2 separate regions of the Mus musculus genome follow, and region 2 is linked to region 1. The links are chromatin loops, found by intact Hi-C in ENCODE. Cell type or tissue: left cerebral cortex. All regions are shown on one strand.

The links. Peaks named below come from ENCODE experiments on the same cell type or tissue, not always from the same donor. Only the 100,000 strongest peaks of a DNase experiment are listed, where the experiment ranks them.
Region 2: it touches region 1 in a loop (2.3-fold over the local background); 9 of 42 quality-filtered maps call a loop at or near these places.

The regions. Positions count from the first base shown.
Region 1 is chr19:18,833,759-18,836,258 of GRCm38, forward strand. All of the region lies in intron 24 of Trpm6 (transient receptor potential cation channel, subfamily M, member 6), which reads left to right. Among named protein-coding and RNA genes, the nearest start is that of Gm41814, 85 kb to the left of the region's middle. In left cerebral cortex, a CTCF peak has its summit at 1,433 (motif pointing left); a DNase peak (open chromatin) is centred at 1,423.
Region 2 is chr19:18,576,801-18,579,300 of GRCm38, forward strand. No RefSeq gene overlaps it. Among named protein-coding and RNA genes, the nearest start is that of Ostf1, 54 kb to the right of the region's middle. In left cerebral cortex, no CTCF peak of the experiment used is centred here; a DNase peak (open chromatin) is centred at 1,517.

The DNA.
Region 1 (2,500 bases):
ACAGGTGATTCAAAGGGTCTCGGATCCAGGGAAACAGAGAAGCGAGCTTTGCCTAGCGGATAAACTGGAATCAGAGCTCTGGTCTCTTAACCACCTAAGATCAGACGAGGGCACAAAAAGGATGCTTCTTATTTTCGGAAAAGCAGTGTGAAGCACAGACAGCTGGAAATGTGCGCTCCTGTTCTGTTTTATTCAAGGATGCTTACTTGTTTTATCCCCCAGGTTGGCCCTAAGGCCTGTAGAACTTTATAAGGTGCACATGAATTAGCTGATAGCAGATCACATAGCCATTGATATAAAAGTAATCCAGGGGGTGGTGGGTGTAGAGATGGCAGCACTGGTTGCCCTCTGAGGACCCTAGCGAGCATGACGCCCAGCACCCATGTGGCAGCTCGTAACCATCTGTAACTCCAGGTCTAAGGGGTCTCACACCTCTTACAGCCTCAGTGGGACACAGACACACAAGCATGCAAAGTATCTATACACAATAAAATTTAGAAAACCCTCAAGTATCCATTTATTAAAGACAAAGCTAATTTGCACAACGTTGAGATGGGCGTGTGTGGTGTATTTTATAAAGAATTTAATCTGGATTGGATTTTTGATACTTAAGGATACTTAAGGGTCTTCAATTTCTATAGATTTCGATTGTGTAATTGTCAGTGCTAAGAGTCTCCGCATAAAAACATAGTACTGGCTGGGCAGTGGTGGCACACGCCTTTAATCCCAGCACTTGGAAGGCAGAGGCAGGCGGATTTCTGAGTTCGAGGCCAGCCTGGTCTACAGAGTGAGTTCCAGGACAACCAGGGCTACACAGAGAAACCCTGTCTCTAAAAACAAAAACAAAAAACAAACAAACAAAAAACAAAAGAAAGAAAACAAAACAAAACAAAAAACCCCAACCAACCAAACGAACAAAAAACATAGTACCAAAGATCAAAGTATATGGAGACCACATAATCCCAGGCCAAAGTTGATGTCATTACTTTTCTTTCTTTCTTTTTTCTTTTTTTGAAATTCAAGTCAGCCACTTAGATTTAAAAAAAAAAAAAAAAAAAACACCCAACACAACATACTTCAAAGAGATATTACTTTAGTATTTTTCTCCTGAGGAAAATATTACGAATCTTTGCGTTTTTGGTAATTAAACAAACCTGTCCCCCCTCTTCCTTGTTTCCTTCTCCTTCATTCTCTATCTCCTGTCTTTTGCTTTTCATTCCCTGCCTTCTGTCTTTCTTGTCCTTCTGTGCTGAGAACTTGGTGTTGTGGCGTCCTGAGATTTTCCCTTTACATCTGTTAACTACTGGAGTGCTGGATTCAAAGCTTTTGCACCAAGGCAAGTTCACCCATAGTTCTAAAACATTCTCTGGGCTTCCTTTCCCAGGTAGAGTAGACAACAGATGGGGCAGCAGTGCCACCTCGTGGATAGTTTTAGGAACTGCATACTCCAAGCAGCACCTGTTGCTGGCTCCCTTTGGGAATTTGGGGGCAGATTTGCTGCTGGTGGCGCGGGTGGACATCCTGGTCCTGAAAAACTTCATGCTTATAGGACATCAAAAATGGGGGCTGTGCGAGATTATCATTATTTTCTAATGTCGAAAAGGTTCCTTCACGCCATATAAATCACAAAATATTGTTTGCTTTAGTTGTGACACAATTTTTATTACTACACACATTTTCAATTTAAAACTAATTTCTCGTTGGTTGTTTAATTGGAGAATAATGAAACTATTGCTTTAGTAAATTATGAAGTAATATTTAATTTTCCTCCTTACTTATGTGAAGACACTTATGAAGGAATTTTCTGTTTGTTCCTTTAGCAACATCACGCCCTCTTGATATTTCCTATATTAGAAACACACTTAAATGTGATTTCTGGTTCCATTCCCTGAGAACCAGGGCAGTGTATAAATCTGAATGCTGGGGTTTGATAAAAGCCTGCATTGGCCTTGGCACCACAAGGAGAGGTGTCCTTTAAAGAGTTAGTTACTCCGGGAAGGGTGCAGTGTTGACTGACTATTGGCTGGTAGTTCTCAGAAAGAAAGAGGGCCACCCAGTCCATGCTCAGGCTGAGGAGGCAGGACTTCCTCACACCGGCTGCAATGGCATCAGCCCACACTGCCCCCTGTAAATTCGATTTTCATCTGTAGATTACCTATCGCTCTTTTAATAGCTAAAGCAGGCAACAGGGAAAAAAGACAACGGTGTTCTTTCTCCAGCTGCATATAAATATAGAGAAGTTTGTTTAACACAGGAAAACATGGCACACTATTCAAATATTGAAAAGAAGGCTTCTGCCTGTCCACCATGTTCACCATTTTTTAAAGAAGGAAGAAGAAAGAGTTATCTGGTATTCTTAGATGTTTGTACTACTGCTTTTCAGGGAGCATAGTGTGACAGGCTGGGATGTCTGTCCCATAAGCTACCCTTCCTGTTAGTCCAACTGGGAGAAAAGCCATTTGCACACATCACACTGCTATCACAAAATACACGAGGCTAG
Region 2 (2,500 bases), 260 kb before region 1:
TTCTTCCCAAAAACAAAGTCAGAACTCTGGGTTCTATATAATATCTGTGCATGCACGCCTTTAATATCAGCCCTTGGGAAGACCAGCTAGTCTCAAAACAAATAATTATCATTTTCTTCTATTTAAAATATGAAATTTCATTTTCAATATTATTTCCACTTCCATCTCTGGGTAATAACAACATGGCTAATTGTCTTAGTCAGGGTTTCTATTCCTAGACAAAACATCATGACCATGAAGCAAGATGGGGAGGAAAGGATTTATTCGGCTAACACTTCCATACTGCTGTTCATCACCAAGGAAGTCAGGACTGGAACTCAAGCAGGTCAGGAAGCAGGAGCTGATGCAGAGGCCATGGAGGGATGTTCTTTACTGGCTTGCTCAGCTTGCTCTCTTATAGATCCCAAGACTACCAGCCCAGAGATGGCCCCACCCACAAGGGGACCTCCCCTCTTGATCACTAATTGAGAAAATGCCTTACAGCTGGATCTCGTGGAGGCATTTCCCCAACTGAAGCTTCTTTCTCTGTGATAACTCCAGCCTGTGTCAAGTTAACATAAAACTAGACAGTACAGTGAAGATTCACTGAAGAAATACACACACTAGCAGCATGGTCACTCAGCAACGAATCATCTGCAACAGCTGAAGCCCAGCAGGAAGCCCTGACAGGGAGGATAGCCCTTTGCATGAAGCTTTTGGGGTGCAACGGACCCAGCGTCACTGCACACCGAACAGGCCACAGTGACTATCAGAAGTTCAGGTTACAGCAAACTGCCAGTCATTTCCAGAATACAGCCAAAGCCTCCTTGTGCACTGTGGTGGGGGCTTCCTAGAACAGATTTTCAGTTGCCGAGATCAGCATTGAGCAACTCAAGAGAAAGCTCAAATCAGCTAGACAGGCAATTCAACCACAGCTAAATAAGCTGTACAGTTGCACCAAACTTGATGCCACACACAAGTTCTCCATGTGACCCTTTCTCCTGCCCTAAGAGCTATAACTGGCCAACCTTTTCGATTCTCACAGGTTGAGAGAGAGAGAGAGAGAGAGAGAGTGTGTGCGCGTGCGCCACAAGCACGCACTATTATTCTTTACCTTAAATACATAAATATACAAATATTAATTAAAAGCACCTATTATAATTTTATCATAATTACAGGCGTTTAGTTAGGGGTTGGAGAGTTTAGAGTCTTATTTCACTCTCAGTCTCCTGGGGCAGGGTTAGATTTACTGTCTGGACTAGAAAAGGCGGCAGTGAACTGAGGAGCACCACAATTCTGTAGGCTAGGCTCACAAGGGGGGATTCGGCTTCCTTCCAAAACTTGACACCCAGTGCCGTCCTTCTGCCAGTCAGCTCTCACCCTCACCACAGCTAAATCATTCCAAAAGAAGCTTCAGGAAGGAGAAGAGAAACAGCGTCACGGACTGCAGTCAGCTCGCGTCAGGAAGGCAGAACATAGCATGAAGGGGGAGCTGGCTCTGCTAGATGGATCCAATCTGGCCCGGAAACATGTGGGGTTTGTGTGGCTGTCACACAGGAGCTGGGGAAGGCAAGGGACACAGCCGAGAAGAGGTTGAATATATCAGCTGGAATCAATCACCTTGAAGTTGGGATCTCAAGCAACAATGTCTGCATGGGTTCCTGCCCACCCAGGCAGCAACGGCAGGAGTGGGATGCGGGGTGGTGCAGGGCTCCTGGGAAAACCTGAGTTAAAGGGAGGGACGAGGCAGCTGGCGTGCCTATGTAGTACTAGCTAGTTAAACGTGACCCTCTCCCCATTGCTTATGCTTCATTGTCTCCGCCCTGTCAATGATTGCTTAACTGCCTTGCTCGCAGAGGACAGAAGAATGAAGTATCTCAGGACCTGCTTTGTGCTGAGAGGCACACACCCTGCCTGTTCCAGTGAAAAGCCCTTCCAAGTTCTATGGGGAGAGAGACCACTTCTGGAAGGAACTGCTATCTTTCCAATTTTGCTTATTGAGAAATGCAAGCAGCTCGACTGGATTTATTAACAAGCCAGGCGTGGAGGCTCTCGAGTACAACCCCAGCACTTGGGAGGCAGGGGCAGGATTTGAGGACAGTTTGGGCTACACAGTGAGTGTCAGGGACAGCCTGGCGAGACTGTCTCAACCAACCAAAATGAAACAATGTAATAGCACAGCAGCTATTTGGAGGTGACAATATGCCTCTTAATTAATCCCAGAGGCCGTCTCTGCTGTCATTGCTTTTACAGGTTATTTGCAACTAAATTAGGTGAGGTATCTGAATGACCTCAAACTGGTCCCTCCAGGCACCTTTCTCAAGGGACCTACAGAGAGAAAAACCAGCTACAGGCAGAAGACACACCTGCACAGGCATTATTCATTTCCTGAGCTAGTCCACTTCCTTCTTCAACATTTCCCTCTCTTGACCAATACGCCTTTTGAAATAAGCAGTCAATTCTTAAAGATGTACTTCTGGGCCCAGGGCTGGGAAACTAGAAACACTGAGACCATGACATT